Linked DNA regions of Homo sapiens: region 1 is linked to region 2. A link is an interaction called in ENCODE POLR2A ChIA-PET data of the cell type or tissue named here. Cell type or tissue: Panc1. All regions are shown on one strand. Links, peaks and the distances in the headings refer to the core of each region. The heading gives the core; the rest is flanking DNA. Region 1 has its middle 6.9 kb from the start of LINC01267. Region 2 overlaps SLC6A6 (solute carrier family 6 member 6).

Evidence for each region. ChIA-PET counts read pairs that join two places held together with the same protein. Peaks named below come from ENCODE experiments on the same cell type or tissue, not always from the same donor. Only the 100,000 strongest peaks of a DNase experiment are listed, where the experiment ranks them.
Region 1: POLR2A ChIA-PET joins it to region 2 with 11 read pairs; 3 of 35 experiments call an interaction of 5 or more read pairs at or near these places.

Annotation. Positions count from the first base shown.
Region 1 is chr3:14,356,110-14,362,734 of GRCh38, reverse strand. No RefSeq gene overlaps it. Among named protein-coding and RNA genes, the nearest start is that of LINC01267, 6.9 kb to the right of the region's middle. In Panc1, for the core only: no CTCF peak of the experiment used is centred there; no DNase peak of the experiment used is centred there.
Region 2 is chr3:14,412,027-14,418,651 of GRCh38, reverse strand. SLC6A6 (solute carrier family 6 member 6) reads right to left here. Exons shown (of 15, transcript NM_003043.6): 2 at 2,199-2,240. Among named protein-coding and RNA genes, the nearest start is that of SLC6A6, 13 kb to the right of the region's middle. RefSeq lists a silencer at 4,823-4,922. In Panc1, for the core only: no CTCF peak of the experiment used is centred there; no DNase peak of the experiment used is centred there; H3K27ac peaks cover 1,181 bases.

The DNA of each region.
Region 1 (6,625 bases), core at 2,654-5,153, 56 kb after region 2:
ACTAAAAATACAAAAATTTAGCCGGGCGTGGCGGTGGGCTCCTGTAGTCCCAGCTACTCAGGAGGCTGAGGCGGGAGAATGGCGTGAACCCAGGAGGCGGAGCTTGCAGTGAGCGGAGATCATGCCACTACACTCCAGCCTGGGCAACAGAGCGAGATTCCATCTCAAAATAAGTAAATTAATTAAATAAAATAAAATAACAAATAAATAAATAAAAGAAGCTCATTAAAAAGGCGCTTCTAGAGCAAGCTCAGAGGCTGCAGCCGTTGAGTTGAAATCCTCTCTCAGCAGGACTTGCTTGATATTTTCCCCCTCCACGGAAGGCTCTGAAATGAGTGCCATTCATGCTGACATGGGTGGTTAATTCCATATCTGTGTGGGGTTTCTACTTGGAGAAACAGCGGGGCCTGCAGTGTTTGACCCACTGATGTTTCTGCAGAGAGGGGCCTTGGCTCTGACAGCTAATCAGAGCCCCCCTGCTTCTGCACAGGGCCCCTACAGCGCTCTCCCTGGGCTGCAGGAGGGAAGGTGAGAGGAGATGGAGTCGGATTCACCCTGCTCAAGTGCACACCGTGTGTTAGGCATTTTATGTTCACGAGCGTGTGTCCGGCACTTCCTACTTGCCACATCCTGTTGTAAGCATTTTACCTGCATGTCCTCATTTCACTCTCAACCCCATGAGACTGGCACTACTATCCTCCATTTTACAGATGGGGAAACTGAGGCCCAGAGCAGTCACGTAACTTGCCCAAAGCCACACAGCTGGTCAATGGCAGAGTCAGGATTTGAACCCAGGCCAGCTGGCTTCAGGGACCATGCTCTCAAGTGCTCTGCTGGGCTATGTCTGTTACTGAATTTGCTTTTCAGGCTGCACGCTCAGGACAGTTGCCAACGGTCTACAGAAAAGGAAACTGAGGTTCAGGCAGCTGAAGCCCCAGGGCCACCCAGCTGGCCAGAGACAGAGACAGGAGTTGGCCGGGGCTGCCTGGCTTCAAAACCTATCTTTGATCATCTGTGCTGGGGCGTGAGCATCGAGTTGTTCATGCATTCACTCGCTGTAATCAATAGTTATGGAGTATCTACTGTATACCGGGCCCTGTTCTGGGTCCTGAGAAGGCAGAGACGATACAAGCCCTCTGCCCCCAAGGCCTTCCCAGGTGATGGGACACTGGGAAGTGTCTACCCCAGGGTCTGGAGGAGAGACTGATTCTGTCTGCAGTCGTCTGGAGGGCAACCATGAGGAGGTGATTTTCAGTTGGCTATCAAGGGATCTGTAGGAGTTCAACAGGAATCACCAAGGAGTGGAGAGGAAGAAATTGACTGTATGGGGGAGTGGGCTTACTACAGTTCTGGCAGGAGCCAGGGCCTTGAGCAGGGCCGGGGTTGGAGACATGCTGCCTCTGACCAGGGCCCTGGGTGGGGAATGTGACTTACCTCAGAAATCCTGACCACAGGTGGTCAAGGCTGTGAACTCCACCAACGTGGATACAGTAGAGAGAAATGGCAGTGGAATCGGAGTCCATGATGCCAGCTCCACTGCTCCCCAGGCAGCTGGGCAAATCACTTCTCATCCTTTTAAGCCTCAGTTTCCTCTTCTGTAAACGAGGACCCTAATATCCACATCTATCAGTCTCACGGCTAGCTGATGACCTGACTCTGCCTTTTCCTCTCATCCTGTCCCACCCTCTGCACCCCGCTTTGGCTGTCCCTGCTTCAGCCTACTCCCCAGCCTTCTGGTGCCCATGCATTTGCCTGTCCACTCAATTGGCCACTGATGTCCACTGGAGGGAAATTCCTGGAACACATTTCTAACCCTGGCACTCCCCTGTTCAACTTCCACGGCCCCCTATTGCTCCAAGACCACAGATTCTTTGTGCTCTGGGCCTTCTGCAAGCTGGCCATACCTGTCCTCTCTCACCCCGACCCTTGCTGGGCAGGAGACTCACGCTCCAGCCACAGAGCACACACGCCTTCTCCAGGGAGGCCACACCGTTGTCATGCCTCTGGGCCACAAGACAGTACATGCTGTCTCCCTGCCTGGGATGCTCATCTCCCAGGGTCTGGTGAAACCTCCACAAGCCAGATTAGCATCCATGGGGCTGAGACCTGGGGGGTCCAGAAGGATGAGGAGAGAAGAGGTGTTGGGGTGTTGCCAACACCTTCTGCTACAAACAACGTTCTCATCCAAGCTGGCAGCCAGACCCCAGGGCCTGGGGGGTGGGCACCAGGCCCCCAGGAGGAGGCAAGGGGACCAGGCAGACCCCACAGCATGGTTTCTTAAGCTGCCAGGACTCTGGAATGTGCAGTCGCATCCCGTCTCGTCTGCGGTCAGGGAAATATTTGGCTGAAAACAAACACTCTCATTCCTGATTAGGGCAACGTCAAGGACCCTCTGACCCAAGCGAGAGGTCTCACCCTGAGGGTGAGCCTGGTCACATCCGTTCTCCAGGAGGCCCACCTGGACTGTGCTGTGTGACGCCTGGTTACTCACTCCCCCTCTCTGTGCTCCTGTGTCTGTGCTCAGGGGAGAGACAGGATCCCACAGAGCAGTCCCGCACATGTGAGCACTTTTTCTTCAGGTTCTGTTTGGGTGCTGTTTTCAAGGGGCTGGAAACGTCTGAGGAGGAACCCCTGGAAGGCAACAGATCCCCCAGGCAGGCCTTGACACTTCCTGGAGCCGACCTCAGTGGCAGGTGGCTAGGAATGGTTTTTCCCAGGAGAGGTGGGGCTCCTGGAAACTCGGGTGTGCAGATTTGGTTGGGACCAAGACGTATAGATCTCCTGTCTCCCTGTCTGTCCCCTTCATACTATACCTCCGAGGCTGGGGTGCTCACTTCCTGTCCAAGTAGCCCATTGTTCTGTTGGGTGTCAATTTGTCTTCACCCCACCTGGAACTGGCTTCCCCTTAATTCCCCCCTTTCCTGCCACCACAGGCCTTAGGGCCCTGACCCTCCGCTTCCTCGCCCGGAGACAGCCCTGCAGAGGCCTGAGTATGCAGTGTGCCCCTGCTGCCACCCTGTTCTTGAAGGTTCTGTGGTTTTCCACACTGGCCAGGAGCATCTTCAGGCTGGCATCTCAGGCTGAGCCAAACTGGAAAGTGAGGAAAGTCGGCAGGGGGCATGCAAGGCAGGAAAGAAGTGTGTTTGAAGGAGCAGTTTAAGCCCAACAGACATGGTTCTAATCCCAGCAGTACTACTTTTGGGCTGCGTTGCTCTGGGCAAGAGACTCAAATTTCCTAAGCCTCAGTTTACTTATCTGTAAGATGGGAACAATGAAAGCATCTAGTTCGTGAGGCTCAAATAAGAGGAGCTGTGGGAGACTTTTCTGTGGCTCCAACATATGATGCTCCTCATGCCCCTGCCTCAACTTCCTTACCCCAGTTCTGCCCTTGAACTAGCACTCAGCCCTATGGGATGACCCCTTCCTCCCATCACGCTGTATCCTTCCCAGCCACTGTGCCTTTCTATCTGCTGTGTTCTCTGCCTGGCCGGCTCTTCCTTCTTCTTAGCCTGGCCCCCTCCAATGCACCATTTGAGAAGGGCACCATTCTCTTCCTTTCCTTTCTTGGGCAGAATGCATCTCCCCGCTCCCGGTCACCCACAGTCTCCATGCTGGAGTGGTTTCGAGGAGGGAAAACTGGAATACGGAGCTTGATGCTAGCCCTGTGCCTTTTGGTTGCAGGACTCTGAATGAGACCATTTTGCTCCCGAGCCTCAGTTTGGCTCATCTGAGAAATGCGGACAAGAACCAAGCTCCTGCCCAGTGCTCTCACACATTCTGTGACCCACAGAGGTGATCCTGGCACACAAGTGTAGCTTTGCCATATGTGCATTTCCTGGAAAAGCAAAGCAAAGTGGGTCTAACCCTCAGGGCCCAAGCAGTGAGGTTATGTAAGTTCCGAAACTTATTTTTCCCCGTAATTATGACAGACTCCTGGAGCCCTGGGTGAACGGGCCCTGGACCCAGCCCTTGCTTCTGCGCTTGTTGGGACATAGACCAGAATTAATGTAATTATCAGCTCGGGCCTCCTTCCAGGTAGGCCCTGCCAGGGCGCCTCCCTCTGGATTTCATTAAGTCTCCTGTCAACATTGTCCGCTCAGCGCTGTTGGTTTCCGAGTCAGCTTGCGGAGCCGCAGGAGGAACGGGCGCCAGCCCCAGCCCCGCGTGATGGATTTTGTTTACTCTCTTCTTCCCACAGATTCCTCCTTTAATAACCCTGGAGCCAGGAGGCAGGGAGGCGGGAGGCAGGGTCTCGGCGGAGGCGCTGAGGCAGCTCTCCTGCAGGGCTGCAAGGGCCGTGTGAGCAGCACTAGGAGGGCACTCTCTAGAAAGAAGCTACGTCTTAAGGAATAGAGGAAAATCTAGTTGATTCCAGGGAATCAACTTTTGGGAGGGAGCTTAGTAGTTCTGGAAGCTCTGATTAGGCTGAGGCTTGATCCTGGTCACACACCGCACCCTAGTCCTGGCCACAGACTTAGGCCTGATCGTGGTCCTAGAGCCCTGACCCTAACCATAGACTAATCCACCATCCTAGCTCATGGGATGAATGCAAACCTGGCCCCTGTCTGAGCTCAAACATTAACCAAGGCTTGGCCGGGCATGGTGGCTCACGCCTGTAATCCCAGTACTTTGGGAGGCTGAGGTGGACAGATCACCTGAAGTCAGGAGTTTGAGACCAGCCTGTCCAACATGGTGAAACACCGTCTCTACTAAACATACACAAAATTAGCCAGGTATGGTGGTGTGCACCTGTAGTCCCAGCTACTCGGGAGGCTGAGGTGGGAGGATTGGTTTGCTTGAACCCAGGAGGCGGAGGTTGCAGTAAGCCAAGACCGCACCACTGCACTCCAGCCTTGGTGACAGAGCGAGACCCCATCTCAAAAATAAATAAATAATAAATAAATAAATTAATTAACTTAACCCAGGCTGAATCCTAACCCAAGTTATAGACTGAGTCCTGAGCCCTAACTGAATCCCTGATCCTGACTCCAGACAGCCCTGACTGTGGTCATAGACTAAGCTCTAACTCCAGTCCCAAGCTGAGCCCTGGTCCCGGATGCTGCCAGACCACACACCAAGTTCTCAGATTCTATTTTCACAAGGCCTCCCTTTTCAAAGTATAAGCCTGTCTCCTGAAGAAGAACCAAGTCAGCCTGTTAGTGCTCATTCCTTGGTCAAGAAAGAGATGCTCTTGAAGGAATGGATCATGGAACAGCTTAGCCTTGAGGGGTAGGAGTCAGAGAGAAGCAGAGACAGTTACTTCCAAACATGAGAAGCTGAGCTGGACAAGTAGCCCACCAGAGAAATAGAAAAGTGGAGAAGAGGAAATATGGTATTGGGGGAAAGAGCAGCAGACTGCTCTACTAAGGACAGTAGCTGGAAGTTTTTTAATATGCCCTATTGAGAGTCATTCATTCATTCAGCAAACACTGAGCACCAAGCACTGAGCACCACCAATGAGCCTAGTGTTCGTCCATTCCACTGTGCATTCAGTAAGCATGTATTATATGCTATGGAACCCACATTCTGTTTAGTGGGGGGTGGAAGACTTCTCAGTCAGCGTCTCCAGAGTTATAAATTACCTTCCTCCCTCTCCTCCCTTACACCACCACACCTACACTGTGGATTCCTATGGCACTAAGAAATGAGTCTTAGAGTCAGGCAGACGGAGCAAGTCACCTTTCCTCTTGAACCCTCAGTTTCCCCATTTTTTTTTTTTTTTTTGAGACGGAGTCTCGCTCTGTCCCCCAGGCTGGAGTGCAGTGGCGCGATCTCGGCTCACTGCAAGCTCCGCCTCCCAGGTTCATGCCGTTCTCCTGCTTCAGCCTCCCGAGTAGCTGGGACTACAGGTGCCCGCCACCACGCCTGGCTAATTATTTGTATTTTTAGTAGAGACGGGGTTTCACTGTGTTAGCCAGGATGTTCTCGATCTCCTGACCTCATGATCCGCCCGCCTCGGCCTCCCAAAGTGCTGGGATTACAGGCGTGAGCCACCACGCCCGGCCAGTTTCTCCTTTTACTAGATGGGCAGTTGTGCAGTGTGAAGGAGATAACAGTTAAGAATACACTTAATGCAATATGAGGCATACAGTTGGAGCTTAATAAGTGTCCCTTCCTGGACTGCTGGGGTTGTTGGGAGGATGCAGTCATTAATGCTACACTTGGCAACAGTGATTGCCCAGTGGAAGGCCAACGACTGCTGTCTGGATGGCTGGGCCTCAGTTTCCCCATCTGTAAATTGTGGGGTTAGACTCGATGGTCCGTCTGTTCCAGCCACCCCTGGATGCCCTGTAGCTGGATTTCAGAGGAAAAGGTGATGGCAACACTCAGTCCCCAGAGCCCCTGAACTTAGCTGTGGGCTGAGCTGCCCCGGAAGTCAATCTGTGACAGAACAGAGTCCAGGGCGGTTATAAACCTAGCCCAGTGCATTCTCCCCCCAGCACTCACAGCCAGGGTTGGACAAGAGCTGACCAGCCCAGAAGTCATCAAGGCCACACTGGCCTTGACCCAGGTTCAGCAGGTAAGAGTATGGCCTCAGAAGGTCACCAACCCTCCCCTGCTCTAGGTCACAGTTTTCCCATGCCTCAAGTAGGGCAGTAGAAGGAACACAGTCTTTGAGGCGCTG
Region 2 (6,625 bases), core at 2,426-4,925:
GGTTGACAGAGTTAACACAGTAAACCTCTCGGCAGTATATGAGCATGCTGAGTCCAGGAAGCGGTAGCAATCATTATTATTGACGTCTATAACTATTATGATGACGCCTGTGGAGGCTGACGTCGAGTAGGTCACCTCCATGCCTGCCCAGTGGCTGGCTGGGTACACACCCCTGCCCGATGTCACAGCACAAAGAATATGTCTCCATGGGGTGGGGCTGCTTGTGACCAAGCAACCTAGGCCAGCTGAGCTTGATGAAAAGGAAGGACTTGGTCCAGCTGCTAGCAGCAGCAGGTTGAGGAGCTCTGGGCCACAAACAAACGCTTGCCTAGTCCCGGCTTCACAGGGGACCCCACTCCAACCAATCCGAACCCTGGACCAGTGGGAGCTTAACCTTCCCCCTTAGAAATTTCTGCCCAGGAAGCCAGGGTTTTCTAATTCCAAAGCAGAGTCCACAGTGGGTCTTGACATCAATGTAAGGGGTCAAGGCCATCTTTTTTACTAAAGGAAGACAGAGCAGACCAGAGCACAGCAGATGGCGAGTACGAGGATGATCTGAGAAACTTCAATTTCAGGGTTTGAGTTTGACGTGTGTGTTTGTGTACATGCACACGCAGGCCACATCCCATTGTAAAATGTATTTAATGAACGCTGAGGATTAAATAAGACTCTGAAAGCCCCTAGAGCAGGCAATGTCTTAATCAGCGAAGGAGACATCCCTTAAACCCTTTTTAAAAACATAATGACGATCCTGAACTAAAAGAAAAATAAGGCTGCTGTAAACACTGAGACAATCAGTGCAATGCCATTAAGATCCACAGATAACAGAATCACGTCAATGTTAAATCAGTGTCCTGGGGTAGATAACTGTGCTAGGGTTATATAAGAGAATGGCCTTGCTCTTTTTTTTTTTTTTTTTCGAGACGGAGTCTCGCTGCGTCGCCCAGGCTGGAGTGCAGTGGCACGATCGCGGCTCGCTGCAAGCTCCATCCCCCGGGTTCACGCCATTCTCCTGCCTCAGCCTCCCGAGTAGCTGGAACTACAGGCGCCCGCCACCACGTCTGGCTAATTTTTTGTGTTTTTTAGTAGAGACAGGGTTTCACCGTGTTAGCCAGGATGGTCTCGATCTCCTGACCTCGTGATCTGCCCACCTTGGCCTCCCAAAGTGCTGGGATCCCAGGCGTGAGCCACGGCGCCCGGCCTGGCCTTGCTCTTATGAAAGGCCTGAAGGATTGAGGTGAAGGGGCATCATGCCTGCAATTTACTCCCCAATGATTCAGCAAAAATGGAAGAATGTTCACGTGACTGTTTTTATTTAACATATTAGTGAGAAAGAGATGAAGCGAATGTGGCAAATGTTACCCATGGGAAAATCTCAACGAAGGGCATAATGCGAGGCCACTGTAATACTCTTGCAACTTTAGCAAAGGTTTTCCATTTTACTTGTTTATTTATAATTTTATTTATATTATTTTTAATTTTTGCTGAGATGGGGCTCATTATGTTGCCCACGCTGGTCTCGAGCTCCTGGCCTCAAGCAATCCTCCTGCCTTGGCCTCCCAAAGTGCAGGGATTGGAGGCGTGAGCCACTGTGCCCTTGACAACATCGTGAAACCCCGTTACTCCAAAAAATACAAAAATAAGCTGGGCACGGCGGCACGCGCCTGTAGTGCCAGCTGCTAGGGAGGCTGGGGTGGGAGGATCACCTGAACCTGGGGAGATCGAGGCTGCAGTGAGCCCTGATGACACCACTGCACCCCAGCGTAGGCGACAGAGTGTGACCCTGTCTCAAAACAAAAACAAACCTTTAACAGAGACAGAGCCAAGCTCAGACCCCAATCCTCAGAATCAACTCAGTGAGGGCATCCTCCCCACGGCAGACTTGCCCCAGGCTACTCTGCAGCAGAGCCAGGACAGGGCACAGGCTGGATCTCCAAAACCAGTGCTTGGCCCATTTGCAGGGCGTCCCTGTGCCCTCTGGCACAGACTGGCTGGGGACCAAGCAGGCACAGAGTGGCCAAGCCAGGCCAGGGGATCTGCCACCTGGAGGTGAGGTGTGGACAAGGTCTGTGGGCCTCAGGGGTCCCGTCTTGTCCTCCTAGAGCCTGGGGGAGACACGGAGCTCCTGAGCCCCCCACCTTGGGTCACTGCACAACGTGTGAGACACCCATCCCACCTGGAGGTCCAAGGTCACTTACGTTTGGGAGCTCCTCAGAAGGGCTGTGGTTCTGGTTCTGGATCTATTGCAAAGAGAGGAAGCGAAGACGGAAGAAAGAGATCTGGTCAGAGGCAGACTGTGCACAGGGCCCCTAATTGTCCACCCACTTGTAACCACCAGACGTGTGTGCTGGGGAGGGGCTGACCAAACCCCTTGGAAGGCCAGGACGCTGAGGCTCACACATGCATACTCACACATGCCAACACAAGCTCACATGCAGACGCACAGACACAAGTGTAATCATATGCAGACTCCCAGCCCCACACACTTGCCTGTGTCAGCCACACACATGTTCACAGCCACACACAGACCCACATGGGACACACACTCACACATGCACTCCCACTCACTCACACACGCCCCTCTCTTGGATGCAGGGTCCCCAAAACTTAGTCAGCAGCAAGAACCATCACATTGCCCTTGGTCAGAGGGGAACAAGGTTTCAGCTGCAAATGGGTAAGCTGTTCCACAGCCCTAGCCACAGAAAGCCCACACTCCTGAGCGCCCCACCAGCTCAGTCACATAGCCTGACTATTCCCAAGGGGCGCAGGGACACACCAGGGCCAGAGTGAGGGGCCTCAGAGAAGATCCTTGGGGGATGTGGTATTCACCAACCAGTTCAGGGGCGAGAATCACTGTGCCTAGGAAATCTGCTGAGCTTTGCTGAGCCAAGCAGTCCCGGACGTGACTAACCCAGAAGACTTTTTTTGGAGCGGGGGGGTTCTGTTGTCTTTTTCAGTAGAAGCTCAGTTTGGGAAATAGGCAGCTGGGGGCAGATCACCTCCTCCTACCAGCAAAGCTCCTTGCCCTGAGGCTGGAAGGCTCTCCTGGATTCCTGGAATCTAAGTGTACAAAGTCAGGAAATCATTTCTTCTCAAATGAGATATTTTCAATGAACTGTTAAACTGGGATCAGCAGAAATGGGCAGTGGGTGTCTCAGGGGGAGAGGGCATGGGAGGGTGGGTCTGGGAGAGCAGACAGAGGCCTCCAGGACCCCTTTCCTTGCTGTAGCTGTAGCCCTGCCCTGGCAGCCTCCTTCCCAGACCCAGAGGCGCACTTGCCAGTGTCAGTAAATGCCAGTCCCGGCAGCCTACAGAGCTCCCTGTCCCCCAAATTAGATGATCTCATTGCTTTGTTAGGGCCTCCACATTCAACAGGCTCACACTGGCACCCACTGGGTACAAGGCACTGTGGAGTAGGAACAGTCAGTCAACAACTTATGGTGCACTTACTGTGCCAGGCACTGCACTGGGCACATGAAGCTCAGCAGTGGATGACAGAGCCAAGGTCCCTGAGCTCATGAGGCCTGGAACCACCGGCTAGAGGCTGGGCACATGAGAGGCCATCAAGGCTTCATTCTAGGCTCTGTGAAGTCTGGGCTGGATTAGTGATGTCTGCTGTGGGTTTGGGTGGTGGAAGTAGCAACGTAAACCTTGCTATCCTAGACCATACACAGGGAAGTGGGATAAAGTGAAAGATGAAGGCAGCCTGTTTAAAGCACGAGGTTAAGAGAATCAGAGGAAGGACAGCATAATTCTGCATAGGGCAAAACCTTACCAATTACAAGAGGCCAGCCCATCTCAGAGAGGAGGATAAGAATGGCACTAAAGGCTAGGTGTGCTCATGTCTGCAATCCCAGCACTCTTGGAGGCTGAGGCAGAAGGCTCATGAGCCCAAGAGTTCAAGACCAACCTGAGCAACACAGGGAGACCTGTCTCTACAAAAAAATAAAATTTAAAAATTAGCTGGGTATGGTGGCACATGCCTGTAGTCCCACCCACTTGGGAGGCTGAGGTGGGAGGACTGCTTGAGCCCAGAAGTTTGAGGTTGCAGCGAGCAGTGATCGTACCACTGCAGTCCAGCCAGGGTGACAGAGTGAGACCCTGTCTCTTAAAAAAAAAGAAAAAAAAAAGAATAGCACTAAAGTCCATATGTCTAGCCTGCTGGCACCCATGCCCCTTCTGGGGACAGCTTAAACCTGTTCCAGGAGGAGACCCACATAGGCCTGCTCTCAGCCCAAGGGGTCTAGATGGACTGACCCCACCTCCTCCTCCTAGGTGGGCACGTGAGCCAGCCCTAGCCAATCAGAGGGGGCTGTCTTGATTGGCTCAAAGATAGGCACTTGACCAGCCTGGTCAAAAACAGTGATGACTAGGACTTTTGCCAAAAATATTGGGGAAAAACAAGGCTCTTTCTTGGTTGAGATGGCTACATTGGGGCAGGGGGCGGCACTACACTGGTGAGCAGCTAGGGCATCCATGGAGAATGAAGCAGGCATAGAGAGACCCGGAGCCGGGAGACAGAGAGAAGGAAACTGAGTCCCGATGACATCTTTCAGCACCTGGACTCAGCCCCAGGCTGAAGTATGGCCCCAGGCTTTTAAGTTAAAAGAGTCAGTAAATGTTCTTTTTTATTTTTAATGTCAGTTTAGGCCGGGTGTGGTGACTCATGCCTGGGAGACACAGAAAGACTCATCTCAAAAATAAATAAATAAAAAAAATAAAACTGAAGTCTGTTTGAACTGATTTCTGCCATTTGCAAGATAAGAATCCAGACCTATACCCTGCCTTGAACTTGCTGCGTAATTTTATGCATGTCTCTGACACACTCCTCCCATTATAAAAAAGAGGAAGGATGCAGATGACAGAACACCTGAGGTTCCCGCAGCCCTGGCACTCTAGTTATCACGGGCAAGGATTAGGCCTGACCCTTCCCCCAGCCCCACCCCCGGCCCCAGGCACACAGCCAGAGAGGTCATCAGCCCTTCCCAAAGTTAAATACAAAGCAGAATTGCCTGGAGGGCTCTTGAAAACCCAGAATGCGGAGCCCTGCCCCCAAGGTCTAAATGAGAAGGTCTGGGGTGGGGCCTGAGGTTCTGCATTCTGCAGGCTCCCACGTGATGCCCATACTGCTGGGCCAGGGACAGCATTTTGAGGACTCAGAGTCACTACGTGTTCTACTTTTCCCAGTTTGCTGAGGACAGGTGCTCAGTGCAAAAATAAAGCCCCAGCCAGCAGAAGACCACGACCTCTCTGTCCTCAAAGCAGACGGCGATTACGGAGAATGCCTGCGTGGCTGCAGGGATGAACCAGCCTTTAAACAACGGAAGCAGCAGGTCCCAGCTCCTGTGGTCCCATCACTGCCCCTTCCAGCCAGCTGTGTTCCCTGGAATGTATTTAAATAATGGGGGAGGCTGTCAGAGGCTAAGGTGCTTCCTTGGGCTCCAGCAGGCTCCAGGCTGGTTTTCCAGGCGCCCAGAGCATCCCCAGTGGCTCCCCCACTCCCAGGCATCATGCCAGCCCCAAATCCCGCTGTGGGCCTTGTCCGGACACAGTGACCCAGGCCGCCCTGCTGTCAGCAGCCTGGCTAGCCCTGGGCTCTCCCCTGATTTACATCCGACTTGGCTGCCTTGAAAAGCCTCCTGTGGCTTTTGGAGCGAGGACACTGTTCAGTAGTGAAAGGCTTCCCCAACAGCAACCTTTCCAAGGTGGCGCTGGCCCAGCACGAATGCCGGCAGGCTCCCAGCTGTGTGACCTTGGGCAAGTTACCTGCCCTCAGCAGGGCCTCGGGTCTTCATGTGCAAAATGGGAATAGTGGTGTCTTTGGTGAGGATTAAGAAGAGGAGTTGACGAAGCACAGGATCTGGCTTTTAATGTATAGGAGGCTCACAACTGCACTATTTATCTCCTTGACTCAAAGAGTGGTCCCCAGACCAGCACCGTCCACAGTGCCTGGGATTTGGTTAGAAATTCAGGGCCCCAGGCCCCACTTAGGCCTGCTGTCTCACTGTTGTCACCCAGGCTGGAGTGCGGTGGCACGATCTCAGCTCAGTACAATCTCTGCCTACCAGGCTCATCCTCCCAAATAGCTGGGACTACAGGTGCGTGCCACCACACCCGGCGAATTTTTGCATTTTTTTAGAGATGGGGTTTTGCCATGTTGCCCAGGCTGGTCTCGAACTCCTGAGCTCAAGCAATCCACCTGCCTCAGTCTCCCAAAATACTGGGATTACAGGCGTGAGCCACCACACCTGGACGAGTTTTTGCTTTTCTTTTTTTAAAAGTCTGTTCTAATTGATATTCTACCAGTGGCAGAAGAGGAATCCACATTATTGTTCCTCGAGGCAACGTTCTTTACTAAAAGCCTGTTGCTACAGCTCTGCTCAGAGTAACTCTGGAACTCCTGTCCCCAAATCGGGACACCTCCTTTCAGAGCCAGGGCTAGGACATCTTGAAAAACCACCAAGAGGATGACTGCATCCTTAAAGGAGTCCCGCAGGAACAGCACCCCGTGTGGTGGCACGCGCTTCCACAATGGATAGAATGGTCTTTCCTCCCTTTATTCAGAAGGTATTTCCCTTAAACACAAAACCTATCTGGGCCACCCCTTACAGGGCCAGGGAGGAGA